3 separate regions of the Mus musculus genome follow, and all the other regions are linked to region 1. Evidence: chromatin loops called from intact Hi-C (ENCODE). Cell type or tissue: gastrocnemius. All regions are shown on one strand. Links, peaks and the distances in the headings refer to the core of each region. The heading gives the core; the rest is flanking DNA. Region 1 has its middle 8.6 kb from the start of 4930483J18Rik. Region 2 overlaps Mrtfa (myocardin related transcription factor A). Region 3 overlaps Mrtfa (myocardin related transcription factor A).

Evidence for each region. Peaks named below come from ENCODE experiments on the same cell type or tissue, not always from the same donor. Only the 100,000 strongest peaks of a DNase experiment are listed, where the experiment ranks them.
Region 2: it touches region 1 in a loop (5-fold over the local background); 36 of 42 quality-filtered maps call a loop at or near these places.
Region 3: a loop joins it to region 1, with 8 times the contacts of the local background. A loop is called at or near these places in 18 of 42 quality-filtered maps.

Annotation. Positions count from the first base shown.
Region 1 is chr15:81,194,418-81,204,547 of GRCm38, forward strand. No RefSeq gene overlaps it. Among named protein-coding and RNA genes, the nearest start is that of 4930483J18Rik, 8.6 kb to the left of the region's middle. In gastrocnemius, for the core only: CTCF peaks have their summits at 4,247 (motif pointing left) and 5,386 (motif pointing left); a DNase peak (open chromatin) is centred at 5,379; H3K4me3 peaks cover 474 bases; H3K27ac peaks cover 574 bases.
Region 2 is chr15:81,073,223-81,083,352 of GRCm38, forward strand. The region is part of intron 2 of Mrtfa (myocardin related transcription factor A); the gene reads right to left. Among named protein-coding and RNA genes, the nearest start is that of Sgsm3, 100 kb to the left of the region's middle. In gastrocnemius, for the core only: a CTCF peak has its summit at 4,520 (motif pointing right); no DNase peak of the experiment used is centred there; H3K27ac peaks cover 176 bases.
Region 3 is chr15:81,021,955-81,032,084 of GRCm38, forward strand. Mrtfa (myocardin related transcription factor A) reads right to left here. Exons shown (of 14, transcript NM_001082536.2): 4 at 4,708-4,763; 5 at 1,588-1,663; 6 at 443-604. Among named protein-coding and RNA genes, the nearest start is that of Sgsm3, 49 kb to the left of the region's middle. In gastrocnemius, for the core only: no CTCF peak of the experiment used is centred there; a DNase peak (open chromatin) is centred at 5,786; H3K4me3 peaks cover 484 bases; H3K27ac peaks cover 4,700 bases.

The DNA.
Region 1 (10,130 bases), core at 920-8,919:
TCTTGTTATAGATGGTTGTGAGCCACCATGTGGTTGCTGGGATTTGAACTCAGGACCTTCAGAAGAGCAGTCAGTGCTCTTAACCGCTGAGCCATATCTCCAGCCCAGTTTGTTTGTTTTTCGAGACAGGGTTTCTCTGTATAGCCCTGGCTGTCATGGAACTCACTTTGTAGACCAGGCTGGCCTCAAACTCAGAAATCCGCCTGCCTCTGCCTCCCAAGTGCTGGGATTAAAGGCATGCACCACCACACCTCCTGGCGATATATCATTTTTGTTCTTCTAGCAAGCATTCTCTGACTCTGTCTCTCTGTCTGTCTGTCTGTCTGTCTGTCTGTCTGTCTCTCTCTCTCTCTATGTCTCTGTTTCTCTCTCTCAAACTCTCTTCCTTACCCTCTGTCCCTCTGCTGTCATAGGTACGGCTCCATCACTCACATTGCAAGAACGACCAACCACTGCAGTGTTTATTGCTACAACCACCACCACCACTCTTGTAACCAACAACAACTACATGACTACCACCATCACCATCAGCACCACCACCATCACCAATGGCAGCAGTACCACTACCACCACCAACCAGCAGCAGCCGCACGGTTAGAAAAGTCATATGACCCAAGAGAGTCCAATCAGAATGAGTCCTGAGACGTCTGTTCACCAAATGGAATGGAAATGTTCTCTTTGCTGCGACACAGGCCAGGCCTCCTGAGCTGTAGAGGGAATTATCAGCAAGAATCCCAGGCAACATAAAGCAACATCAAAGCAGACAGAGGGACTGGGATAGAACTCATTGGTAGAGCACTTGCCTTGTATACTCACATCCCCAAGTTAACACACACACACACACACACACACACACACACACACACGAGAGAGAGAGAGAGACAGAGACAGAGACAGAGACAGACAGAGACAGAGAGACACAGGAGACACAGAGAGAGAGAGCCATGGAAGAGAGAGCTTGTAATCAGAATTGATTGAGGGAGAACAAAAAGGCTGAAGAGGAAGTTGAACAACACAGGGGAAGGGAACGAACCCAGCAAGCCCTAGCTTGAGCTTGTCTTGGCCCCAATCCTCAGGGGGAGAGCTCCAACGGTCTGCAACACAGGAAACTTTTTGTGTCTCAGTGTCTCAGTCACTGGCTGAGGGCCTTGAGGGAGTGATGATCCCTGAGGCAGCTCTCTTTAACTGAGGAATTTGGGAGGAGTTGGGAATTTGGGGGCAGCAGGGGAAACCCCTTAGCAGGGGAGCATCCCTGGCAGCTGCGTGGGGAATGAATGTGCTGGGCTGAGGTGATGTGAGACGATGCCAGCTGCCCCTCCAGAGCTGGGCTTTCTACCATTGACAAATGTAATGAGTGAAATAACGGGGTGTGGCCAGGAGACAGTGAGGACATGGCCCTCCTAGATGACTGGTCTCAACTGTTATTGCAAGCTATACCTTTACATATCTGTCAACAAACTGGGTGACTATACTGATCCTTTGGCTCAAACTAACCTGAAAAGCAGTTCTTTCCACTCCACCTCCTTCTAGTTCTCTCTCTACAAACTAGTCTAAATTCACTCTTTCTTTTTGGGAGAGGAGACTGAGATGTGGTCTCATGTAGCCCAGGCTAACCTCGATGTCACTGTGTAACCAATGATGACCTTGAACTCCTAATCCTCCTGGTCCATCTTGAGTACTGAAATTATAGGCACACACCACCATGCCTGGTTTTCTCTTACATTTTTCTCAACTCTTTGAAGGTGTGTGTGTGTGGGGGGGGGTGCTGTCTCAGTACTCTGTGGCCTCATAGACAAGCCATCCAATTTTGGGCCTCCGATCATGGTCCCTGTGATGAATTCTTCAATACAAATGTAAGACTTTAAATTTAGCCTGTTAATAACCAGCATACAAGTATCATTTTTTTCTGTCTTTCTAAGACACTGTCTAACCCTGGCTGGCCTGGAACTCCCTCTGTAGACCGGGCTGACCTGAACCTCACAGAGATCCACCAGCCTCTGCCTCCTGAGATGCAGGGTGCGCAGCAACCTGCTTTTTCCATACGATCATCTCACCACTTCTGACTTCTGAAAGACAAAGCCAGTGACAGGACATCTTGACAGACTGTTGGACACGGATCCCACACATCCAACCTGGGCTCCATATGCCTAGAAAACACACCCACTTCTCCTTTCTTCTCTGTCTCTCTTCCTGGGTAATTCCCCCAAGGCTATTCTCTAGGTCTTGACTTAGCTGTCCTCCGCACACACTTTGCCTTTCTGTGGCTTCCCTCTCATTCAGGTAGGTCCTGATGCCTGCAAAGTCCCCTCCTCCCCTTGGGTTCAAATCCCAACACTCATCCCACTGCCTCCAGGAAGCCCTCAGGTATTTCTTTAACCTTGGTTTTCTCTGACACTATATAGCTCTCACTCGGCAGTGCTCGGTGATAACTAAGTCCTTAAGGGCATGATGAGGTTTACCCTGGTGATAGTCTACTGCAGTTATGATCCCCATACTCGAGATAAGGAAACTGAGGCTGAGTGAAGGTGCATACATTCCTTGCCCAAAATCACAAAGCTAAACACTAGCAAAACCAGAGATTAGAATCCTGCATACAATTTGGCAAGTATTTATTGGCTGCAAAGAGAGAGATAAAGGAAATATTTAAAGATAAAATAGTCCGGGCAAGGTAGATAATGTATGCCTTTAATTCCAACACTCAGGAGGCAGAGGCAGGAGGATCTATCACTCCAGGTTGCAGGTAAACCTGGTCTACATAGTGAGTTCCAGGCCCACCAGGGCTACGTCATGAGATCCTGCGTTAAAAAAAAAATTTTGCCATCGTTACAAACAGGCTCTACAGACAACGTGCAGCGGCCATGCTGTGAACGTGATGCGGATGAGAGCTTGAATCTGGTGAGGTCCAGAAAAGCCACTGGCAGGTTTGTTTGATAGACAGCACTGAGGTGGGGCATTTAGCTCCGAGCGCTCTGTAAACACAGGGCAGGTCTGAGGGAGATATCTGCTTTGCTTTGGGAGAGATAAGAGCTCCAATGCTTGTTTGAGGTCCTGATGTCAAAAGTAAAGAGTGCTAAAGTGAAGTGTTGTGTGCTCCTGAGGGTGGGAGCCAAACTAAGATAAGAGTTACCTGGTAAAGCTTTGCTCTCTCTCGCTCTCTCTCTCTCTCTCTCTCTCTCTCTCTCTCTCTGTGTGTGTTTGTGTGTGTGTGTGTGTTTGTGTGTGTGTGTAATGTGTTGTTGTTGACTGTGCTTCTGCTTTTTTAGACAGGGTATCATTCTGCAAGCCCAGGCCAGACTTGAACTCACGGCACTCAGCCTGCATCTGTGTCCTGAGTCCTGGGATCGTGGGTGCTATCACAGCCACCACACCCAGGCAATAGTCTGATGGCTGGATTGGAAAGACTGTGAAATGGATTTGGGGAGCCGAGGCTATAGCTTAATGGCCTTTTTATTGTTTTGGTTTTGTTTTTTTTTTTTCACTTGTAGGGGATCAAATTCAGACATTGCTAAGCAAGTAGGAGTTCTGCCACTGATTTATATTCCAAGACATATTTTCCCCCTATGATCTACAAACCCTTTCTCTTGCTCTGAAATCATCCTTGAGAAGTGGCAATCACTTTTTAGTATTCCCATAATAGCACAGTAGGGAAACTGTAGCTGGCAACAATGAATCGAATGATTCAGAGTAACGGATAGAAAGGGCTTTGAATGTTCTTAACGCAAAGTGATGGATGGACGACGGATGGATGGATGGATAGACAGACAGATGAATACATAACCCAGTTGGCTGGATTTAAGCATTGCACATTGTATATCTGAGATGGCATATCACACTGTAAACCATAAATATATACAATTATAGTGTGTCAATTAAAAAGAGTTTTTGCCTGCTGTGTGGCCTGTGTGAGGTGACACGAGAGGATCAGGAGCTTGAGGCTATCCTCAGCTAATTATTAGATTGGGCTACAGGAGATCATGTTTCAAACAACAAAAACAGCTGGGCGTGGTGGCACAGGCCTTTAATCCCAGCACTCGGGAGGCTGAGGCTGGAGGATTGCTGCAAGTTTGAGAGCAGCCTGGTCTGCATGGTGAATTTTAGGCCAGCCAGGACTATATAATGAGACCCTGTCTCAAAACAAACAACAGGGGCTGGAGAACACACAGCTTTTGCAGAGCTGAGTTAGGGCCTCAGCCACACTGTCAGGCAGCCCACAACCTCCTGACGCCCTCTTCTGGACTCCACAGGCGTTGCACCCAAGTGCACATACACATTTACACATAATTTAAAAAAATCCTTTAACTAAATGAACAATAACAACACAACAAGGCTCTATTTATAATGTTTTTGGAGTCAGGAATGGTGGTGCACACTTTAATCCGAGCACTCAGGAGGCAGATCTCTGAGTTCGAGAACAGCCTGGTCTACAATGTAAGTTCCAGGACAGCCAGGGTTACACAGAAATTTCAAAACAACAATGACAAAACAGCAAACAAACAAAAACACACAACTAGACTCCTGTTGTTATCAAGAAATACCGTAGGTTTCAAACACTTTTTATTATTTTATTTTACTTTCATTTTCAAAACAGAGTTTCTCTGTGTAGCCTTGGCTGTCCTAGAGCTCACTATATAGACCAGGCTGACTTGAACTCATAGAGACCCACCTGCCTCTGCCTCCTGAATGCTAGAGTTAAAGGTATGTGCTACCATGCCTAGCCTGGGATCTATATCTTACTCAGCACCCATGAGTCTCTCTGTGTCCCCAACGCCATTTTTCAGTCTTACCTCCATCTCACAGATAAGAAAACGCAGAGGGTCAAACAAGTAAGGTGACCAAGTGTCCCAGTTTGCAGGGACAAAATAAAGATCCAAGACAGGACAAATTTCAAAGTATCATCTACAAGATACTTTGCACACTTGAATTACATGAGCCAGGCAAACGCACAAATGTTGGAGTCTATTTTATCATCACAAGCAGTATCTCCATCTCCCAAGGGCACACAGTGTTTTTTAACCCTGGTTCTAGGAATCAGAACTCTGCCACCAGTCCCTTGCTTGGCTCTCTTTGGGGACTTCAGGAAAGAACACAGATGTAGGGTGGTTTTGTTTTTGTTTTCTATGCTGATATTTTTGTTTCTGTTTCCGTTTTGCTTGCTCAACCAGGGTAGAGATCATGCAAGCTAGATAAGCCTTCTGTCCTAAAACATATTCTTACATTGATCTGTGTATTTTGAGCCAAGCCTCCAGAGAGTCACAAAATGGATGAGTTTTCGTCTGAAGAGTGAAGGAATCCAAACTGGAAGAGTCTTTGCTGGAGGAACGCTTAACTACAGAGATCTACAGAGATCTACTTTAAAAGATGTTCTTTGGCGCCCCCTGGTGGTTATGATCACAACATCTTTTTAGAATTTTGTGGGTTTGGGTTTTTTTTTTTTTTGCTTGGTTTGTTTTGTTTTTCAAGACAGGGTTTCTCTGTGTAACCTTGGTTGGGTGTCCTGAAACTCACTTTGCAGACCAGGCTGGCCTTGAACTCACAGAGAGAGAGATGCCTAACTCTGCCTCCTAAGTGCCGGGACTAAAGTTGTGTGTCACCACCACCACCACATGGGCCCACATCTTTTTAAAATTATTAACATTTTAGTCCTTTCAAAAGAGGTAGAAACAACAGCCAAGAAAAGCTAAAGTAAAGACAAACATGAAAGTTGCATGTTTCGGCTCAGGCATGAAATCGCAGCACTTGGAGACTTAAGCAGGAGGGTTGCAGTAGTTCAAGGCAAACTGATTTATAGCATGACTTCCAGCCAGTTAAATAAGGGAACACTGTTGAAAAATAAATAAACTAAACTGAACATTAACAGGATTTTGTGTATGAGTGTATGTATGTGTGAGTGTGTGTATGTATGAGAGAAAGTGTGTGTGTGTGTGTGTGTGTGTGTGTGTGTGTGTGTGAGAGAGAGAGAGAGAGAGTATGTGTGTATATGTGTGTGTGAGAGTGTGTGTGGGTGAGTGAATGTCAGTGTGTGTGAGAGTGTGTTTGTGTGAGTGTGTATGAGTGTATTTATGAGTGCATTTCTGTGTGAGTGTGTGTGTATGTCGGTGTGAGTGTGTGTGTGTATGTGTATAAATGTATGAGTGTGTAAATGTATGAGTGTGTGTGAATGTTTATGAGAGTGTATCTGTAAGTATATGTGTGTGAGAGTGTATGTGTGAGTGTGTGTGGGTGTATGTGTGAGAGTGTATGTGTGAGTATTTATGTGTATTTCTGAGTGTGAGAGTGTATTGTGAGTGTGTGACTGTGAGTGTATGAGAGTGTATGTGTGAGTATATGTGTGTGAGGGTATATGTGTGAGAGTGTGTGTGACTGTGTGTCTGTGTGTGTATGTGTGAGTGTGTGTGACTGTGTGAGTGTATGAGAGTGTATGTGTGAGTATATGTGTGTGAGAGTGTATGTGTGAGTGTGTGTGTGTGAGTGTAAGAGTGTGTGTGTGTGAGTGTGCATGTGTAGATCAGAGGAGGACCCCTGTGTCCTGCTCTATCACCCTCCACTTTATCCCATCTCACTGGAGCTAGGCTGATGATGGACTGCAAGTTGCAGCAATCCACCTGTCTCTGCTCCCCTACATAGCATATAGGCGTCACAAGCACAATTGGTCACATCCAGATTTGTTTTAAAACCCAGACGCTGGGGATTCAAACCCTGGTCCACCCTCAGCAAGTCCTCTTACTCCTTGAGCCATCTATACAGCCACAGTTGTGGATGGTTGGTTGGTTTTCTTCTCTTAAATGAAATCTGCCCAAGCTGCAGTAGTGCAAGGCAGGGAGACTCAGGGCCACAGTTAAAGCACACGCTGAAACAGCGCAGTCATCAAAACTCATAAGATTTCACTGCAACACTTCAGCAAGCCAAAATTAATGCAAACATCCACGACACAAAATACTATTTTTGGTTTTTGGTTTTTTTTAAAGATTTATTCATTTATTTATTTTATTTATATGAGAACACTGTAGCTGTCTTCAGACACACCAGAAGAGGGCATCAGATCCCATTACAGATGGTTGTGAGCCACCACGTGGTTGCTAGGAATTGAACTCAGGACCTCTGGAAGAGCAGCCAGTGCTCTTAGCCCCAAGAAATTCTGTCTTAACAAACAAACAACATCAAGGATGGCCACAACTATAAAAAAAAGAAAGTGAAAAGAACAAAAAGGGTGTGTGTGGGAGGGGACAAAACCAAAACCTAAACTACAAAATTTCTAGAAGAGAATATTTGTGACCTTCATTAGGAAAGGATTTCTTAGAGGTGATGTCAAAAGCAGGGCTGGAGGCCATGCTTGGTACCACAACAATTGTCCAGCATGCTTTGACGCCTTGGGATCCATCTCCGCACTGGAAAGAAAAGACAGGCCACAGCCTAGGAAAGGCCATCTGAGAATCAACTGCCCAGTAAAGGACTCACAAAGAGCTTTTGAGAAAATCTTTTATTGTGTTTCAAAGATGATTGTGTTGAGGAGACACTTGGTACATACTGCATGGTGAGAGGCCATAGGTCAACTTGCAAGAATCAGTTCTCCCCATCCACCATGTGGATCCCAGAAATGAAAATGACATCATCAGGCTTGCCTGCAAGCACCTCTACTCAGTGAGCCATCTCGTTGGCCCCAAAAATGTCATTGAGGGTTTGTAGGTTGGTTTAATTAATTAATTAATTAATTAATTAATTAATGTGTGTGTCTGTGTGTGTGTGTGTGTGTGTGTGTGTGTGTGCGCGCGCGCGCGCTCAATGGCACACATATAGAGGTCAAAGACAACTTGCAGGGGTCAGCTCTCTCTCTCTACCATGTGAATCTTAGGGATGGAACTCAGGTCACTAGACTCAAATACAAGCTTTACATGCTGAGCCATCCCCATGGCAGCACCGCCACCTCCATTTGTTTTTGTTGTTTTTGGTTTTGTTTTTTTTCGAGACAGAGTTTCTCTGTATAGCCCTGGCTGTCCTGGAACTCACTCTGTAGACCAGGCTGGCCAGAAATCCGCCTGCCTCTGCCTCCCAAGTGCTGGGATTAAAGGCGTGCGCCACAACTGCCCGGCCAATTTTTTTTTAAAAACTCATTAAACATTCCAACTTTTCTTAAATGGATAGAACATTGGAACACATTACCAAAAAGAGATATCTAGGTCACTATGGTGGTTTGAAAATAAAATGGCCCCCATTGGCTCACAGGGAGTGGCACTATTGGGAGGTGTGGCCTTGCTGGAGTGGGTGTGGCCTTATTGAAGTGGGTGGGCTTTGAGGTCTCAGAAGCTCAAGCCTGCTTAGTGCCTCAGTTTTACCTTTGTTGTCTTTGCATCAAGATGTAGAACTCTCAGCCCCTCCTCCAGCACACGTCTGCCTGCACACTGCCATAATTCCCGCCATGACCATAATGGACTAAGCCTCTGAACCTGTAAGCCAGTCCCAATTAAATGTTTTCCTTTACAGTAGTTGCCATGAAGCCAGGCGTGGTGGCGCATGCCTTTAATCCCCTCTCACTTGGGAGGCAGAGGCAGGCGGATTTCTGAGTTCGAGGCCAGCCTGGTCTACAAAGTGAGTTCCAGGACAGCCAGAGCTATACAGAGAAACCCTGTCTCAAAACAACAACAACAAACAAAAACAAACAAACAACAAAAAAAAGAGTTGCCATGGTCATGGTGTCTCTTCACAATAATAGAAACCCCAACTAAGACAGTCACCAAAAACACGTGAAAATGTACTTCAGCTCCAGGGTCATCAGAAAAATGCAAATTTACAGTCAGACTGAGTATAGCCCCAGTGTTTGAAGGTGGAGGCAGAAGGATCAGGAGGCTAAAGCCGGTGGTCAGCCATGTTGCAAGTTCAAAGCTATAAAGCTTCATGGGAGACTCTGCCTCAAAAATAAATAAATAAATAAATAAATAAATAAATAAATAAATAAATAAATAAGTAAATAAATAAATAAAATAAAATAAACAACTCAAACCTTAGAAAAACTGATAGTGGGATCACAGTAGAGGTGAGTGTGACCTATTTAAAGCTTGCGTTCTCACTGGAGTGGCTGTAACTGTGAGAGACAGGGCCCAGGAGTGTAGTCTCATGGTAAAACATTTACTCAGCATGCACGAGGGCTCTATGTTTAACCCCTAACACCAAACCAAACAACCCAAACCCAAACTCAACACTATTCAAAACCAAACCTATGAAAAGGAAATCCAAATTAAATGGCAACACAACCCCCCTCCAATACTTCTTGACTCGATGAGAGAGAGAGAGAGAGAGAGAGAGAGAGAGAGAGAGAGAGAATGAGAAGGCTAGAGAGATGGTAAAATTTCAACGCTGGAAATCTACCTTCCTTGTGACCCAGCTGGCAGATCCTTGACAGAGATACACATATACCCAAGAATGTCCCCATGGGCTCTGGGTCGGCCGTACATGGAAATCATCATTAGTATGCCTTGGTTGGATGAAGGATTTATCTCCTGTGATGTCGTCATGCAGGCAGTAAAAATGAACAAATTGCAACCACACAAGTGAGACTGGGCAGCTGTGGCAGGACACATCTGTGATCTACTTGATGCCGAGTTACAAGGTCTACAGTCTTAGTTAGGGTCTATTGCTGTGATAAACATCACAACCAGAGGGAAGGATTTGTTTCAGCTTATAGCCTCTGTAGTCCATCATACAGGGAAGTCAGGGCAGGAACCTGGAGGCAGAAACTGAAGCAGAGGCCATGGAGGGATGCTGCTTACTGGCTTGCTCCCCACGGCTTGCTCAGCCTGCTTGCTTATAGAACTAAAGACCACCTGCCAAGGGGTAGTCCCTGAGGTTAGTGAGCTGGGCTCTCCCACATTGATCAGCAAGAAAAACGACCCCACACACTTGCCTACAGGCTAGTTGGATTGAACATTTTCTCAACTGAAGTTCCCTCTTCCCAGATGACCCAGGTTGTTGTATCAAGTGGACAAAACAAGCAAAAGCAAAAACCAACTAACCAAACAAACACACACACACACCCAAACACAATCACTTAAGCCAGGGATTCAAGGCCAGCCTGAGCAACATAACAAGACAGTGTCATTAAGTTGCTATTTGTTTAACGTATGTATATTGTCATGTGT
Region 2 (10,130 bases), core at 979-8,978, 120 kb before region 1:
CACAGAGAAACCCTGTCTCAAAATAATCAACCAAACAACCAAACAAATATCCTGAGTTACACATATGGTGGGTGGGGAGGGAAAGAAGACAAATGACCAGCAGAGCATTGAGTCTCAGCAGAGCACTGAGACCCACACACTGTTCTTGGGCTGTCTGAGATCTACCCAGATCAGATCTTGCTCAGAAGCTGAGCAAGGCTGTGATCAAGGCTGAGACTTTCACCTGGTGCCTCCACTCAGTTCTGACTCCAGCTAAACCACTTTTGCACCTGGAAACTGGAACATCACCACATTTATATAGGTTTAGGGTAAAATTAATGAGGCGATCGGTCAATAATCTGTATTAACAGTACTAAAAATATTCAATTAACTGTTCCTTTTGTTTAATTTTTGACATTTTACAATTACGACAGCTCATGGTCTCCTACAGCACAGACAAAAATGTTCATAGGGTGGAAAAAACAGGGAAAGAACAAGGCATTAAAAAGGAGTTAACATCACCAAATTAATATTTTAGTGAATTCCATAAAGACATCATGCCTGGAACTTAACATTCTTTTAGAGTTTTCTAACTGTTAACATCTTCCTACATCTAATGACCTAATAAATTAAAGAAAACCATCACCCAAGATAGGGAGCTGATCACTCTCTCTCCTGGGATTTCTTGCTCTGCTTCTCTAACAGTGAGTCACTTTAGAGGCAGCACGGGGCTCTGCAAGCCTTCTGAGCACAGGCCTGTGCAGCAGTGTTGCCAGAGTACAGACCATTTCCTGCACATGGAGATTTCTGAGAGCAAAAAGTCGGGAGGAAATGAACATGTCTAGCTGCCATTGAATAAGCATGTCTGCAGAAAGAACACAGCACAGCAATTAGCATTTCTTAAGCAAATGACAATTAAAAAACTCCTGCCTCAAGATGGTAACATACTGAAGAACATTCTTGTTTTGTGGGGCTGGGTTTTACTATGCAGCCCAGGTCGGCTTCAAAACTGCACTCTTCTAGCCAGGAAGAGGGTCTCACACCTCCAATCCTAGCACTCAGCGGGCAGAGGGGCAGAGGGGCAGATCTGTGTGTCTTTGAGGCCAGTCTGATCTACACAGAGAGTTCTAGGACAACCAGGGCTTTGTAGAGAGACCTTGTCTCAAGAAACAAAACTTTGCAATCTTCTGCCTCGGTCTCCCAGTGCTGGGGCTCAGACGTGCATCCTTATATTTTTGGTTGTGAGCCTAGCCTTTAACGGCTGAGCCATCTCTCCAGCCCATCCTTGAGAAACTGTATTGAAGAGTGGCGGTGTTGCTCCCACAGTGACCCACACTGTAATGTAGCTGCAAAACCCTTACCAGGCCAACAGAAGTCAGCACCATGCTCTTGGAGGTCTAGAATTATAAGCTACAAGAACTTCTGTTCTTTGCAAATTACTCAGACTCAGGTGTCCTGCTAGTAGTCCAATAGGAAATGGACTATGGGCCAAGCTGATTCTACTTAAGGTTCCCCTTCTAACTTCCTCTTTTGAGTTGACATCAACCACGTGATACATGTTCCAACACAAAGAATTTAGGAAGCAGAGGAAATCTGCACAAGTGTTCAACATCCATGTTTTAAAAAAGATCTATTTGAATTTTAAGCACATGAATGTTTTTGCCTCATATATGTATGTGCACTACATACATGCCTGGTGCCCATGGAGACCAGGAGGTGTGTCTGGTCTCCTGGAACTGGAGTTATAGATGGTTGTAAGCTGCCATGTGGGTGCTGGGAACCAAACTCAAGTCTCCTGCAAGAACAGCATTGTAACCAGGCTTAGCTGCTCTGTGGGTTCTTCTTTTTCCCACCCTTTATCTCCCCCTCTCCTACCCCACTCCACCCCTAGGTTTCAACCCCCACCTCTAGATAGGAGAGAAAAAATAGAGGGGGGGAGAGAGAGAGACCCTTGAATCTAATTTCTTTCTTTTTGTTTCTTCTTCTGAGTATGACTACTAACAAACCATGACCAATCTGCTGAACAAGCAACCACCACCAACCTCGCCTCTCAGGGCCATAGCATTTTATACCCTCTGAAAAGTTCCCAGAATTCCAAACATCACACAATCGCAGAAACTGTCTGCAGTTGGCAAAACCATGCCTCTGCTAGAGCACAGGCAAATCACAGTCAGCTGCTACGATGTCAGCGTAAGTCACTGACAACAACCTCTCACTAGCAACAGTGCTCGCCATCAGTGCAGGATCACAGAGCCAAGTGGAAAGAGACCAAATTTAAACCAGCCCCGGTGCTGATAAGGCCCAGACTGTGGTGGACTATGTCAAACTGTATTCAATTCTGTATGGGTCATACTCATCTCTTTCATAATCCATCTACCAAGAGAATCCAATGCTTTATTTCAATGAGATTAGCTGAGGTAAGAAGATCTGCCCACTGTGAATGGCACATCCCGGGCTGTACAGAAAGAACAAAGTGGGGCGAGCATAAGAATCCATTACTCTCTGCTTCTTGACTATGAATGCAGTGTGGCCAGCTGCCTCAGGCTCCCACTCTTGTGACTTCTTCATCATAACAGGCTGTACCTGTGAACTGTTGGCCAAAATAAGATAAGCCCTTTCTACCTTATGTTGCCTCCTCCCCCGCCCCCTGCTTTTTTGCATTGTTTGTTTGCTTTGTTGTTGCTGTTGTTGTTTTGAGACAGGGTTTCTCTGTGTAGCTCTGGCTGTCCTGGGACTCACTCTGTAGACCAGGCTGGCCTCGAACTCACTGAGATCTGCCTGTCTCTGTTTCCTGAGTGCTGGGAGTAAAAAGTGTGGGCCACTACTGTCCTCTTTACATTGCTTTTGTCAGAGCATTTTATCATAGCAGAAGGAAAAGAAGTAAGGCACTATGCCTCACTGGCACTTTAAAGAGACATGGCTACTGTCCAAAGAGGCTGAGGCTTCTTAAAAGTTTATTCTTATCGGACAGTGGTGGCGCACGCCTTTAATCCCAGCACTTGGGAGGCAGAGGCAGGACGATTTCTGAGTTCAAGGCCAACCAGGGCTATACAGAGAAACCCTGCCTCAGACCCTGCCCCCCCCCCCAAAAGTTTTTTCTTGTTAAAGATCTACCTGAGTTCTTGGATGGAGGGATAATAAAGTAACAATGAGTTATGATTTAGCATCCATTAGGACAGCCAAAAAATTAAGAGACTGTATAATACCTACACCTGGCAAAGATGGGGAGGGACTCTTGTACATACCTGGTTGCCACAAACTACAGACACCATTACATTTTGAAGGCAGAATTTCATCACATAGCCCAGGCTGGCCTTGAACTTGAAGTGACTTTCCTGCCTCGGCCTCCTACATTCTGGATTAGAGTCATGGCAGCTAAAAAAAGTCTCTCTTTTCTTGTATTTCTAAAATTTTTGTTTAAAAAAATTAATATGACGCTGCATGAGACTCTGCTCCACCCCCAAATACAATAGACAATCTGACAATAGCATGTTCTGAACTTAAAAAAGACTTCCCTCAGCCCACCAAACCCAGTGCTAGGAATACACTATCTTGAAATACATATGTCAGTACACAAACCTCTCCAGGATGCTGGCATGTGCCCGCAACCCCTGCTCTTAGGAAGAGCAGGCCAAGAGGCATCCTAGGCTACACAGTGAATTCAATGTCAACTTGAACTACACAGTCAGACACTGACTTGGGGACGGGGCGGTTAGTAGGAGAGCAACTGGCTCCTTGCGTGTGGAAGGCCCTGGTCTGCTAGATCCCACAATGCAGGAAGGGAAGGGGAGAGGGAAGAGGAAGGGGAGAGGGAGAGTGAGGGAGAGGAAAGAAACGGGAAGGGCTGGAATGGGGGGAAGAGAGACCAAGGGAAAAATGAGAAAGACATAAAATACAATCCCCTTTGAGAACAGTTTAATAGGGGGCTGGAGAGATGGCTCAGTGGTTAAGAGCACTGGCTGCTCTTCCAGAGGCCCTGAGTTCAATTCCCAGCAACTACATGGTGGCCAACAGCCATCTGTAATGGAATCTGATGCACTCTTCTGGTGTGTCTGAAGACATAGTGTACTCATAAAATAAAAAATTCTTTAAAAGAAAGAGTCCATGCTGCAGCTATGGCTTTCATAGACACCAGAAGGACACCTCATTCACTGGTTTAAAATCCCCCTACTCGGTAACAACAAAAGCCCAGGAGAAGGTGGTGCTAACTTGACCAGAGACACAAAGAATAGACTCTCAAAGTGAAAGGACGGTTCCTACAGAGGTGCTATTCTCCTAAGGAGGGATCCCATCCCTGTCCTGAGACTGCTCAACCTATCATTTCCAGGAGAATGAACTACGACTGGGGCTAAAGTCAGCACTCTAGCTACCTAAGTCTACTTTAATAGATCAGTAGATTTTAAGGAAAATAAGGTTTCAAATTTAAGCACTTATGTGAAATTATGCAAATATATTTAAAAATTATGTGTATGCACATATGCCTGTATGTGGGTATCTGGATATGTGTGTAGGTGCCTAAAGAGCCCAAAAGAGGGCACTGCATCCCCAGAACTGGAGTTGTGGGTTAGAAGCCACCCCCAGTGCATGTTCTGGGAAATAAAGTTGTGTCCTCTGCAAGAACAATACCAGTAAGCGCTCTTAACTACTGAGCCACCCCTCTAGCCCCTGCGGTTAGATTTGGGGGGCTTGCTTGTTTCTGTTTTGAGCGTCCTTCCAGGATCTCACTACGCAGCCCTAGCTGGTCTCCATCTAGGATTAAAGGCATGTGTCCCCACAATCTACTTTTTATATAGCACCTATTAAAGATTCCTTGGGTCAGGAATTGGGCCTATGCCTTCAACTCCAGCAAATCCTTAATCCCAGACCAGTCTTGTCCACAAAGTAAGCTCCAGGCCAACCAAAGCTTTATAGTACAACACTGTCTCATACAGATAAGCAAATAAAAACTTCTTAAGAAAAATTTTAACAGTAACAATCTCCCAACTAGAGCGAAAAGGATGATTTCAAGCCATCTATTCGATTACCCTATTGTGATTGTTGCATTTATTAACTATTGTTTTATATAGAATGTCTCTAAAACCAACAATCCCAGCCCCTCTCTTCATAGCTTAGGTAAAGACCTATGGCAGCTCAATGCACTAGCTGCCAGCAAACACACAGTAGAAGACTGTTCTATAGAATGACCATTACATATTGTTGAATAAATATACTATCACTTTATTCTCTAATAAGTGCTTATTAAAGCTGGAGAGTTCTGACTAGGACACATGATGGTTGAAAGCTAGTTTACCTAGAAGTTACTGCAGTCTTATAATAAGTGCCCCCAGACCACAGTTCCTACAGGAAGAACCCATTACTAATACTCTTCCACCTTAAAGAAACCTCCAGTGGCACTACACCTACAGTTCCAGTACTTGGCTGAAGGATCTCTTGAGCTCAGGACTTTAAGACCAGTCTGAGTGAGGCATAGTAAGCCCACAAGACTCCACCGTCCAAACAAACAAACAAAATTTAGTAAAAAGCAAAAACAAAAACAAAACCCACTTGCAGTTGAGAGTATCAGTGAGTACAAATAAGTATGAGACCAGCCCAGCTGTTCACACCACCACCAGTCTTCCTCCCTCCATCTCTCCTTATTTAATTGTAGCAGTAGTGACAACAGAACCTAGGGCTATGCACGCACGGCTATATGCATACATACACACACAAACATATATGTGTTATTTAGTTAGTGTAGGACAGTGACTTGATCTCAGTTGCTGTTAGTAGAAACACACATGCCAGTTATTGCTGGGTTTGCTTTACACCATCAGCACCCTTACTCTTCACATGGTTCTTAATCCTGGCCAATTTTGCCTCTGAGGGGGATCTATGATATCTGGGGGTATTCTTACTTGTTATAGCCAGAGGACATGTAGTAGGTAGGATACCACCTCCCCACTATGCATCAAACAAACAAACAATCCAACCCAAATTGTCAACTATGCTTTAGTTCAAAAGCCATGCTGGGGTCCTATGGAGGGTAGGTATTACTGACCCCATTTTTTTTTCCTGAAAAAGAAACTGAGGCACACAAGTTAGGAACTTGCCATGGTTACCCCTGCAGGGGAGGCACAGCTGGATGGAGACCATCCAGTGTCCAATCTTTGAGCTCTCACAGTCAGAGAGTTTACCCACAACTTCTCCCAGCCTTCCTTGTCTCTCTCCCCTTCCCAGATTCCAGGCTTGTTAGAGAGCATGACTCACTGTTGATCCAGTTGCTATCTGGTCTGTCTTTTCAACAGGCACTCATAGAACACACACTATGAGCCAGGTGAGCAGGATGGGCGATCCCAGCTTGTATCATGTATGTTCTCATTCACATGTACAATCTTCTCTCGTCTTAGCCATGCTAAGCATGCTCATACCACGGAGGACTCCCTCCCCTTCATTCTAGCCTTTTCTCAATTAGTGCTTTCTCAAAGGGCCTGCCTTCCTTCCGTTTGTCCGTCCGTCTGTCTGTCCATCCATCCGTCCGTCCGTGATGGATGGTCCTTCTAAATCACCTACAGATGTTTTCCATCTATTCCCTGTCTCGACTTTACTTTTCTTGCCAACACTGACTACTAAGTCTGTGCTCAATGTCACCATCAACAAAGCACAAGCACCACAGGGCTGGGGACGCGGCTCAGCAGTTAAGGATGCACACTGCTCTGGTAAAGGACCAGGCATTTGGTTGCCAGCACCCACTTCAGCAGCCTGCAACCACCTGTAACTGCCTCTGGCCTCCAATGGCATCTGCATGGATGCGCACATACCCATACACAGACACATACGCTTTTAGAAAGCACACCTGCACACAGTGAGCACGTTTGAATGACCATGTCTCATATGGACTTCGCATCCATCTCTCTGCTCTCCCTGCTGCATTTTTAGCCCTTTCAGTCTGGCCTCCACCCTGAAACCAGAGCACTCCAAAATGAAATTCCCTGCATCGACTTCTCAATGCTCTTAAATGCTTCTTGTACCATTCACTAAGCCTTAGTCTCAGACCGTCTTCTCACACTTTATCCTTGCAGTTACTACTGCCCTAGCAGTAAAAACTAAAGTATACTGAAGCCTTGGGGTCTGCCAAACACCAGTCTGAAAACATCCTTGGTAACTCAGCCCTAATCTTTTTTTTTTTTTTTTTTTTTTGGTTTTTCGAGACAGGGTTTCTCTGTGTAGCCCTGGCTGTCCTGGAACTCACTCTGTAGACCAGGCTGGCCTCGAACTCAGAAATTCGCCTGCCTCTGCCTCCCAAGTGCTGGGATTAAAGGGGTGCACCAGCACACCTAAAATGATCATTGTCGTATCTGATTCATATGGGGAAAACGAGACAGGTTAGAAGTTCCTGGGGCAACCAGGAAGTGGTCAGGACAAGGTGGCCGCCTACACTTTGGAAGCTTCACTTGTGTGTGTCACACTGTTATGCTTGTGTGTGTTATACTATTACCAGTTCTAACAGTTCCTCAAATAAGCTCATCTATTTTTCTCCAAATCATCACTCTCCATATCTCCCTGGTTAGAAACCCCTTGGGAAGCTGGGCGTGGTGGCGCACGCCTTTAATCCCACAGCACTCGGGAGGCAGAGGCAGGCAGATTTCTGAGTTCGAGGCCAGCCTGGTCTACAGAGTGAGTTCCAGTACAGCCAGGGCTATACAGAGAAACCCTGTCTCGAAACCCGCCTTCCCCCCACAAATAAAAAAGAAACCCCTTGGGTCACAGGTTAAAGATCTGGACCACACCCCTCAAAGCCATCTCAGAATAATTCCTAATTTGTTTGGAAGCTCTGGTCCTGTTTTCTCAGTCGTCTAAATAGTTTACCATAGATAGACCCTTTTCTGCTACATTTACTAACCTGCCTTCACTGATAAACTCAACTGTGCACAAACAGGCACCATGTCAGGCCGGTGCCCTACTGTACCCCAGTACCTGTCAGGAGCCCTGGTGTGCTAGGACTGCAATGGGTAGTTTTGTGTGACACCAGCACCATGAAGCACACTGAAGACTGCCCCCTTCCAAAAGCAATGTGTCACTTTCTTAAGAATCTTTCACATATGCCACACATCTTAACTTTCATGTTTATTGTTATGATTTATTTAAAATAACGTCCTTCCTTGCATTTTTTTCAAAAAGTAGTTTATATATCTGTGACCTTTGCATCGACTTTCACAAGCGTAGCACTTAAGAGGTAATTACTGTGGCTTCCTGTCTCACCATGTGATCTTTCCCTTCAGCATATGCTCCCACATGCCACCATGATGTCATACAGCCAAAGGGGCCTTCACCAAAGGCCAAACCGATGGGCCTCCTGATTCTGGACTTTCAGCTGGCAAAACTATGCACTAACTCAACCTTTCCCTTATAAAAACAAAACAAAACAAAACTCTGAGTGATGCTGGCTTACTACTGCATTGTTTATGACTGCTGAAGTTCTACAGCCATTTTAATACAGATCGCAACTGAAAATTAATAAAAGAAATAACTATTCAAGAGCTTAAAAGACTTATCTGGCCAAGGCCAAATTCTAATTTAGTATCAGGCTCCTCACTAATTACATATTCAACCCAAATTTCCAACCACCCTAAACCTCCTATTCTAATCAAGGTGGAAATGTTACTCCCGGGCAGACACAGTGACTATTGCTTCCCAGATGTTTGCTTTGGGTTTCCTTCCCATCCTAACACCACAGGTTCGTTTTCCTTCCTCTGACTTTTATCTATCAAATTTGGCTTACTCTCTGGTCTAGCTCCAATTTAACCTCAACATTTCCAGATCTCAATCTCATTCCCTATTCGTCTTTTCTAAGCATCTTGTAGGCATTTAGTTAGTTAAGTTAGTGGCTCCTATATATCCAACAGGAGCAGAAGTTTATTTCTTGACTTTTAGAATCACTCCTTAGGAATCTGAGCAATCCCTGAGGTACAACGAGGCTGGGATTCCTAAGAAGGGTTAAGCAGATATAAATAGGAATAATAAAGATATAATCAAGAGTTGTTAAGTTCTTGCTAACAAGAACAAACCTGATGACTATATCACCATCGGCCCTAAGTCGGCCATCTCTCCTACTAACAGGAGAAAACAGTATAAACAGAGAACTGGTAGGTGAATCCACATATCCTTCAAGGTGTCAAGATAACCTGTACTTATACTAAGCACAATGTAATTGCCTTCAATTTTCTGCAATGTCACAAAGCCACTGTAAATTAACTACACAGTTCCTTTCTTTCAGGGCCCAGTGCCTGCCCAGCTTATGACTGCACTTGACAAATGTCTGTGTGACTTTTCATCTGTGACACAAAACGATATAAAGTTATATGTAACAGGTGGTTATATTTAACCTGATGGTTTATAACTTCCCATTACCAAGACAGTTCATTTTTGAGGCATCAAAGATCATTCACAATAGCCCTTGTGAGCAAATATCTTCTTTATGTCAGTGAAGTGCGTTTGTAAATACAAAACACTAGTAAGAGTTGGAAAGATTTATTTTTTTTAAAAAAATCCCTGTTATAATCTACTGTAGTATAATTCCAAAGTTGATTTTAAAAAAAGTTAAATTCTTCCCACAGACCAGAGCCCCAGTCTGTGGCTACTCTCCCTAGGTAGCGGGTTTATACTATTCACTCTGGTGACAGCCCCTCTCATGCGGGTCAGTCTGCTTTTAATAACACACACACAGACAGCTGAAACACTCACAACTACCTTTCTACTAATTTGTGATTTATTTCAGATGTGCACAGAAAAAAAGCCTTACACACACACACACACACACACATGAGTGTCCTGCCTTTTCTTGTCCCTGACTACCTTTGCTGCTCCTGTCTCTTCCCAGTGTCCTTTCTAGAACAATCTAAGTTTCTCTACCGAGGTCTCACTATGTGGCTCTGGCTAGCCTAGAACTTGCCACAAAGACTAAGCTAGTCTCCAGCTCCCAGAGATCTGCCTGCCTCAGCCTCCCCAGTGGGCATGCATCACCGTGTCCAGCCCTCTGCCTGAGTTTGTCTTCATACCTGGCAGAAACTACAGTTTTGTTTTATTTTGTTATTTTTTTCCCCCAAGAGGGAATTCAAAATGCCTATACTTATCTCTAGAAAACTTTTCAGATATTTTCAGTAACCTAATGGCAA
Region 3 (10,130 bases), core at 1,510-9,509, 170 kb before region 1:
GACCATGTGCAGGATAGCCCCACAAGTACTATTTATCCCGCTCCTGCACCCAGCCATGTCCTGGAAGCAGGGCTGGGTGGGCACCGCCCTGTGGGAGGTGATGGTCGATAGACCTTGGAGCAGGACAGATGGGCACGCTAAAGAGACAACTCAGATCTGAGGGAGGGAATGACATGGGACTTGTGCTGTGTGTCTGAAGAGACGGTGGACACCTGTGTGCGTAGATGGACATGAGTGTAGATGGATGTGGGTGGGGCCCTCAGCAGCCCACGACTCCTAAGATGAACATGGGCCTGGGTTCCACTTCCTCCCGAAAGCCTCCCCTGAACGCTTCCTCACATTTCCTCCCGGTGAATCCCTATGTCTAAACTGAAGTTCCCCCTGAACTCAGCCTCTCTTCTACACTCAGGCTACGGTCCATACAGAGTGGGAGCCTCCTCACCAATGATAGCCTCCTTCAGGCTGGACTCCACAGGCAGGATATTCTTCTCCACCAGCTCCATGGGGCCAGGCCTCTGTGCAATCTTTTCATTGAGGTCATCAGCCAGCCTGGCTCTCTTCAGCTTCAGCTGCTTGGCCTGGAGCGAAGGCTCAGCCGAGGTCTCTACATGGAAAAGAAGGGGGTTCAGAGAGATGGGAGGAAAGGTCCCAGATTCCTGGCCTAGGGCCCTTAGAGCCACAGGAGCTGACAGGAGCAGAGTGGGAACCACGCCCAGGCAGGAGTGTAGCCTGGCTTCCAGGGTCGCTGGGCAATTCTAGCCGGGCTTGACCTGAACAGCTTCTGAGGCGGGGCTGCACAGCCACAACACCAGAGCAAGAACTGCTCTGCTCCACTCAGACCTGGGCCACCAAGGCAAACTGTTCTTTGTCCTGGCTCTCGGTGGCTTCAGTGGCAAAATGTGGGGTTCTGACTTGAGAAGGTCTCCTTGAGGCTCCCAATGACCCCCAAACTAAGCAAACTAAAATAGGCACATACGTGGTACTCTCTGGAGCCCAACTTCTCCTTTCAAACACTATAGAAAATGAATCCTATAGCTAACCACAGGAACGAAAAGTATAGCTGGGTGAGTATGGCTGCCATCATAGGTGCTTAGGTAATACCAGTGGGGGAGTGAGTGAGCAAGTGAAACCCAAACAAACTGCAGTGTTTGGGAGAGAAAGGGGCTCCATCCCAGCAGATAGAGACCATGACCATGCTATCCCAGTGGGTGGTGGACCCAGAAGGGTCATGTTAGGCCGGGCGTGGTGGCGCATGCCTTTAATCCCAGCACTCGGGAGGCAGAGGCAGGTGGATCTCTGAGTTCAAGGCCAGCCTGGTCTACAAAGTGAGTTCCAGGACAGCCAGGGCTACACAGAGAAACCCTGTCTTGAAAAACCAAAAAAAAAAAAAAAAAAAAAAAACCAAAAAAAAAAAAAGGGTCATGGCAACCCAGGCTTCTCACGAACTCCCGTAAGACAGTAACAGCCACACACGTGTCTGACTGTAAAGCCAACAGTTGGCTCTGCTAGCAGAAGATGGACAAGAGCAGAGAGTGGGAGGGCACAGAACTACAATGCACGTGCAGCGGGGAGGTACAACTCACACACCTTCCAGAATGTGCATCCTGACCAGCTCTGCTCTCTCGGGCCGGGAACGGATCTTCCGTTTCAAATAGTCCTCGGTCTGTGGAAAAGCGCACCAAGAAACTCTCAAGGCTGGGACAGAAGCTTATGAGTGGACAGGACCACAAAACATGATTTGGCTGTAGTGGCTGCCACTGTCCACCTCAGCAGCTTGGTGACTGCAGGGTCCTGAGGCAAGGCGGATATCAAAGTACACATCAGCTTGCAGCTGCATCTCTCAGGCCACCGCTGTATGTATTTAAAACTTAATACTTACACTACTTAAAATCAGAAAACAAGACAGTCACCTATTTCATGTCAGCAGAGCAGTGAGTCTGCTGTCTCCAGCCCTTCTTTCATGGAGTTTGGTTCTGCAGAGGAGTAATCACTGTGGATGCAATTTTATGTCCTGTTTCAAAAACCTCGCATTGCGTGATCTCAAGAGTCTTTTCAATTCAGTCTGAATGACTGCCAAATGCAATACTAATTTTGATACATGGTGTCAGAGCTCTAGTTCCTTAAAGTCCCATGTCCTCATTTCTGCATTCATCAGATGCTGGGAGAACTACACCACTCCCTCAGCAGCACCGAGCCCCCGCCGCTGAAGGCTAATTCTGAGGCTCCTCGCCTCTGCAACGGCCTACGAAAGGAGAGGACAGGATGGGCCAGGGTCGGAAAGAAGTTACTGTGGCACATCATTTACAGCAGAGATCAGCCTGGTTCTCATGCTGCTGGCTGTGGCCCCAGGACCCTGTGGCCTGAGCCTAAAGATGCAGAAAGCAGCTGCGGGGTCTGGGTACATCAGCCCATCTGTAGCGAGCAGAGGGCAGGTGCTGGGAGAACCCACCAGAGAGGCTACTCCCATTCAAATACACCTCTCGTCTCAATGGGTCTGAGTCATGGCTTTTATAACAAACAGTCAATCTTCCAGGGATGTCCACTGGCTCGGGCCTGGCTACCCACAAGCTACTAAGGAGAACCAGTCTGCTCCTGGTGCAGAAGGTAAAGAAAGGACTTTTAGCTGATGCCACTGAAGGCAGGCACTGCTGGGGCTGGAAAACACAAGCAGCTGATGGTCACCCAAAGCTGCATCCAAGAGCTCCTGTGGGACCTGGGCCGCAGCCACCAGGGATGCGTCTCCCGAGATGCTGTCTGAACTGGAGTCACAGACGTGGGGAGCTGTGGCATGACTGGGATCGCATGCGGAGCTTTCCCGCCGCACACGCGCAGGCCACGCTCTTACTCAGATGCAGAACTAACAACTTTTCTCATTGCTATCACTGAGTAAGGCAAGCTATGCTGCGACCAGTCCAATACACTCACTTTTCATATCTAATTAAGACAGTTCAGTGCATGCTTAACTATTAAGCCCAGTATTGTAATTTTGACATCATCTGTGAACAGATGTGCAAGATATGCACTTGTTAGATGAATATATTTACCGCATGTGAGGAAATAAAATTATTTTGCATATATAACCAAACATATATATGGTTATATACATATATACATATACATGGTTGCTGAAATGGACTTTAGTGTGATCCCCAGGACCTGCATGATGAAAGGAGAGAACTCTTTTTTTTTTTTTTTTTTTTTTTTTTAAAAGATTTATTTATTTATTATATATAAGTACACTGTAGCTGTCTTCAGACACACCAGAAGAGGGCGTCAGATCTCGTTACGGATGGTTGTGAGCCACCATGTGGTTGCTGGGATTTGAACTCCAGACCTTTGGAAGAGCAGTCGGGTGCTCTTACCCACTGAGCCATCTCACCAGCCCAGGAGAGAACTCTTGTAAGTTGTTTTCTGATCTCGAGTGCGCGCGCGCGCGCACACACACACACACACACACACACACACACACACACACACGAAATGTAATAAGTCTGGGCTCCACAGACCTAGGTTTGAGTTCCAGCTTTACTGCTTTCTAGCTGGACAGATTAGCTAGCTTCTGCTGCATCTAGAAACCATGGTGTACACCAGGAGGTGAGTGGAGCACACGCCTTTAATCCTAACACTCAGGAGGCAGGCGGATCTCTGAGTTGGAGGCCAGCCTGGTCTAAAGAGTGAGTTCCAGGACAGCCAGGGCTACACAGAGAAACCTTGTCTCAAAAACCAAACCAAACCAAAAACCAAGGACAGCTGCATCTAACTTGTGAGGGTTCCTGTGTGGATAAATACAAAATGAGCTCAACCTCACACCCTCACACACACACACACACACACACACACACACACACACACACAGCTATGCTCAGTAAGACAGTGGTGTCTAACCAGGGCCCACTGTACTCGGAGCTAATCTGCCTGGCTGCAAATGCTGACCTTACTCCCCGCTGGGCCTTCTCTGTCTCCAAGCAAATGGAAGTAAGCAAGCAAATGGTTTGTTACTGCTTCTGTTTCTCAGTTTCCCACCCTGATTTCCGCTCTTCCTACTCCCTAAGAGTTAATCTTGATTTTCTATAGAGAAAAAAGCAGTCCAGTGGGGGCACTAGGGGAACCATAAGCTGCTCCCTCCCCGTCTCCACCCACAGCAAGCACAGGACATTGCTGGGGAGGGGGGAGTAGAGGGAACTGAAAAGGAGGGGACAAGGCTGCAACTACAGTGCTTCAGCAGAAAGTGTGGCTTTTGCACGCCAGGTCTGCTTTACAAGGGCAGAAGTGGATGCTGGCTGCTTTGGGGCAGGTGGAGATGGAGGTTCCCTGGAGCCCATAGGCTGTGGGCAGTGTGCTCTCGAGTGGAGCAGCCATGGGCAGGACTGGTGCAGATCACCTACGTGAGCCTAAATGGAGTCGGTGGAGGGAAGATGAGACGTCTTTAGGCCAGGTTTGGGGAGGGAGCTCTGGTGACCTTCACAAGGCCTCCAAGGTACTAAAAAGAGAGTCTCACTCTGTCTATATTCTACCAGGGAGAGTGGCTGGGGGGGGGAGGGGAGAAACAGGAAAGGCCAAGGTTTTATAGTAGAAACCTAGAGTAGAGCTACAAGGTGAGGGCTGACCCCAAAGCTGTGCTAGACTGGAAGGAAACGCAGTTGGCTGGTGCTGACGGTGTACTCTGCAGGTCGGGGGTGGGGGGTGGGGGTGAGGAGGGAGCCTTACCCTGGCCCGCTCCAGGCTTCTTCTCTGCTCATGAAATGCAGCGGGGCTTTTCAAAGCTGTTGAGAAAAGAACCATAAAAGAATTACATTTAGAGACTGAGGCTAGCTCTGTGCTGGAGTGCCTGCATGGCACAGGCAAGCCCCTGGGCTCAGTCCCAGAACCAAAACCCCAAACAGCAGCAGAACCCACCTCCTAGTGACACTCCATGTACAGCACTACCACTGCAGGCGAGAAATGCCACCTGGCACCCAACAAGCATGTGTCTTTATGGCTGGTCACTCTGAGACCCCTGGGGACAGCAGGACCTCTTGACCTTTGGCTCAGTGCTACACCATTCTCCATCCCACCAGTTAGCTCCATGACTGCCTGGCTTGGGCAGATCTGTGAGCTGCACCCACCACACTTTTTCTGTCTTATTAGAAATTGCAGTGGCCACATAGGGAGGTGAAAGCAGAGGCCCGACCCCTCACAGGGCAGCATCTTTGCTCAGCCGGGACTAACGGCTTGGTTAGAATGACTCTCAGGTTTATCTTTGAGAACTATGAAAATTTCAGTCATTGTTGGCTGACCCTCGTGAAAGCTGGGTCCCATTCTGGGGTCTGCTGAGCTTCTGTCACTAATGGTAAGCCCGGCCACAGCTCCTCTGCAAATGCAGCATGAGCACTCCAAGTCTCTTGTAAGGCGACACATGACAACTTAAGACGCCGGGGAGGACAGGGGGCGTGTGGCTCCCTTCGCTAGGGAGCAATGGCAGTAGGTGAGAAGCATGTGAGGCTGTGGTCGGTTTCAGTTCTGCTGCCCAAGGCTGCAGACAGTGTGAGACTGTGTGCAAAGATAACCTTCCAGGCCTGTGGTGGGAGCCACTAAAAGTAGCAAGACACAGATAGGACCTATCCTGCCTGGCCTCTGTGCTTCCGCCCCTCCATTCCCAGGGGTGGGCCTCCTGGGAGCATGCTCAGAGGAGCTTCACCATCCTGGCAGCAGTTTTGTTTAGATTAAAGACAATGTTAAAAATAGTAATAATAGGAGAGAAAACGGTAAGGCCATGTGAGCCCTTCCATTTTCTGACAGCAGGGGGAGCTCTAGACTCAGCAGACACCCTCAAGACAAACCAGTACAGGTTCTCTCCTCAACCTGCACAGCTAGAGAACCCATTCAGGGAACCGCCCAGGCTGCCCCAAGGGAAGGAAGCCCGCCCTCATTCCTGGTTCCACTGTGCAAGAATGCACTGGACCAAAGTTGGCTTTCAGGGCCTGGAAGCAGGAGTGTGGTCTGAGAGTGACAGGCTAGCACCACTCCCTCCCACAACGCTGGGACAACAAGCCCACAGGAGCATGCCCCATCTCTCTCACACAACACAGGAGCATGCCACATCTCTCTCTCTCTCTCTCTCACACAACACAGGAGCATGCCACATCTCTCTCTCTCACAACACAGGAGCATGCCACATCTCTCTCTCTCACATAACACAGGAGCATGCCACATCTCTCTCTCTCACACAACACAGGAGCATGCCACATCTCTCTCCTTCTCACAACACAGGAGCATGCCACATCTCTCTCTCACACAACACAAGAGCATGCCACATCTCTCTCTCTCTCACAACACAGGAGTATGCCACATCTCTCTCTCACACAACAGAGCCGCCCTATAGTCACTCATTCAGTAAGCTGCTATCGGGTGTCTGTAAGAGGGTTCTATGTGGTCAGCAAGAGGGCTCTGTACTATAGCTTGAAACCTCAGGTTAACTGTCAGGTCCTAGAGTTCAGATTCAGAGTTAGAAACCTGGAAAAGTTCCTGTGTTGAAGGATCTGAGTCCCATTACAGGGTCCTAACAACTCTTGGGACAATTCAGCTTATGACTACTTTTTTGGAGACTGAGACTCTGCCCACCTCCTGGAACAAAGACTCCCATCACTGGGGCTAGAGAGATGGCTCAGCAGTTACTTCAGGCAGCTCGTGATAGTCGATCACCCCAGCTTCAGGGGACCCAATGTCCCTGCTACTAGCTTCTGAGGCATCTACATGCATGTACACGCATCTACACACACAAACTCCCTCTCCCTTTCTCTCCCTTATTAATTAATTTTTCCAAACAGGGTTTCTCTGTTTAGCCATGGCCACACTGGGAATAGCTCTGTAGTCCAGGCTGGCCTTGAACTCAGAGATCTACTTGGCTTTGCCTCCCAAGTGCTGCAATTAAAGGTGTGCGCCACCACTGCCCAGCCAACTCTATTTTGAAAGAATCAGGCTGAGTGCGGTGATGCACACCTTTTATCCCAGCACTCGGGAGGCAGAGGCAGGAGGGTCTCTACGAGTTCTAGGGCAGCTTGGTCTACAATGAGTTCCAGGATAGTCAAGGTTATGTAGAGAGACCCTGCCAACATACTAATAAATAAGAACAAAACCCAAAAAGCACGCACCCACTGTCTCATGGGATGCACTGCTGCCACAAGCGCGGCTTAGCCAAGTCACTAGCTTATTCTCTCGGGCTGGCTGGGCCTGGCTGCAGACACAGATGATTGTCTAAGCCCTGGCTACCTGAACATCCTATCCTTGCAACCCCAGGGGTAATGACAAACCCGGCTTCCGGAAGCATGTCTCACAGCACAGACAGCCTGACACAGGGGTGGTTCATCTTTATGTACCAATGACAGCTGCCACCACTGCATGACGGTGAGAGGTCAAAGGGCCATGGTGGATACAGATTCTGAACCCACTGACCTAAGGGCATCTCTCACTCCAGCAAGACAGAAAATGATACCCACTGAATGCTTGCTTATATGGCAGGGATTGGGTCAGATTGGGTTTGTTGTTTTTGGTTTTGTTTTCCCAGATGTGGTCTCAATGAATTCTTTTTTTTTTTTTTTTGCTGCATACATGACTTACAGTTGTCTATCCTTTTTTTTTTTTTCAGTTTTTTTTAATTAGGTATTTTCCTCATTTACATTTTCAATGCTATCCCAAAGGTCCCCCATACCCACCCCCCCAATCCCCTACCCACCCACTCCCCCTTTTTGGCCCTGGCGTTCCCCTGTACTGGGGCATATAAAGTTTGCAAGTCCAATGGGCCTCTCTTTGCAGTGATGGCCGACTAGGCCATCTTTTGATACATATGCTCAATGAATTCTTGTGGCCTAAGCTACATTCAAACTCAGGACGATCTTCGGCCTCAGCTCAAAAGTGCTGGGGTCACAGGCTGTAGCACCGTGCCCAGCTGCTAGCTCAGATATTCGAACACGCTAGCTAATTTAGCATTTTACCTAAGGAGGGCTGCAGAGAAGGCTTGTTGAGTAGAGCACTTGCCACGCATGTGTAAGTCCAGCCTTCAACACCCATGTGAGTGCAGGCCTATGAGCACTCTCTAACCGCAGTGCCCTATGGTGAGCTGGGGGGTAGAGACAGGAGAGGCTCACAGGCCGGGTGGCCTGGTGCACAGTGGCAAACAAGAGGTAATCTTGCTTCCAGGTGAGTGGCTCTCAGCCTGTGGGTCATAACTGACCCCCTTGGGGGATGTTGAAAACTCTTTCACAGGGGTCTCCTAATATTTACAAAACAGTTCATAACAGAAGCAAAATTACAGTTATGAAGCAGCAATGGAAATGGTTTTATGGCTGTGGGTTGCAACACGAGAAACTGAATTAAAGGGCCACAGCATCAGAAGGGTTAGGAGCCACTGCTCCAGGTGAAAGGGGAGGCCAATGCATGAGGTTGTCCTCTCGTGTGTACCTGCACACACAGGAGCACACATGCCTGCGATAGGTAATGTTCCATTTAATAGGCTCAGAAGAGTTAGAAAAAACTAGAAACTAGAAAATGGTTACAACCTAATTCTGTTATTCTGAAGAGAGGTCTTTCTGCTTCTCTGACTTAGTTTCTCAACTTCTTCAAAAAAACAAAGAACTTCGATTGGTGCAGGGTGAAGGTGGGGTGTTATGTCAAGGTTGCACCAATCAGATGTACTAGTTAGATGTAGACCTGACTGTGGGCCACGTGGAAAGGCAGGCTTGACCACAGCCACAAGCAAGGGTACAGGCACACAGAAGAAGGACTTACAGACCCATCTGAGAGACTCCAGGGCTTTCAGACCCAGAAGACTGTAGCGTGAAAACTAGGGCTTGCTCACTGTGGAGCAGCCGTACACTAGACAGGCCAGGATGGATGAGGCGAGGGCAGAAGAGTGAGGAATGACCCGGAGAACTCACGATAGCAATGACAAAGTCCTATCCGTTTATAACAACGACATCTTGGTCCCTAAGGACCGTTCCAGTTTTATATGATGAAACCAACACTGGCTGAGCAGCAGTGACCATGGAGGGTGGATCCCTCCCAGGCAGTCATCCGCCTCCCCTTCTTCCTTCAACTAACACTGTGCAGCATGTTGGTCCTTTGGCCCATGGCAGCCTAGCTAAGGTTGCTCTCTCTCTCTGCCATTCTGAATTCTACTTCCTGACAACAGGCGTGGCCCTTTCAATCGCCCTTTCTGCCAGGCAGGCGGAGGAGAGGGCAACCGCTCCTCCTTCAGGCCTGTGAGGACTTCCAGCCACCATGTACCAGGCCCACGTGGGAGGGGTCAGAGTCCCTGGGGTTGAGGCTGGGCAGCTATTGTGTTTGTCCAGCCAGCTTTGTTAAAGCACACTAGAGTGTGACTTGGTGACGGAGAAGTAAGATGATGCAGGTAAAGCCCCAGGCTTTCTTGATGTAGGATCAAGTGGCACAGGAGAGCCCAAATCACCGACCTTCCTTCCATGGCAAGGAGACTAGACACAGGGAGGTAGAGAAAAGCTAAGATGGGTTTAAAAATCCTGGCCTTTGGTAGTCAGAAAGCACAGACTAAGTGTCCAGCCAGGAGGGATGCGCTCATCGTGGGGTCTATCCCTCCCTCCTTGCTGTCTTAAAGCTTTGCTGGGAAGGTCCAGGACATTACTCATCCCAAGTTCATGTTCTCAGAACTCCAGGAAGGCAGTCTCTGTGTGGAGAAGGCCCTTATGACCCATGTAGACACCAGAGTGTTAGGAATACATATTTCTGGTGGCAAGGGGCAGCTCTTGACCCGTTCTCCCCCCTAGGGACCTAGTGACCCTCTGAGCAAAGGCAAGTGTGCGGCTCTGTCAGAGCAGGAAGGGTAGAGATGTTTCAGACACCACCCGACACACTGGCCAAGAGCTGTGGCGTTCCTCATCACACAGCTTCAGTCTGAGACTGGGCTCCACACCAGTTGGCTGCAACCAGTTGATACTCTGGGCCTTCTTGCTAGCACCTGTTTTCTTCCTCTCTGACAAGCTAGCTGCCTTAAATGAGCACATGTGTGAATTAAGCAAGTAAAAGAGCTCTGATTTCCACTTTCTCAAGAATACACCATGGAACCACTATAGGCAGACTCAGGAGCTGTATTCAAGGTACCTCCAAGGCTCTCTGTTCAT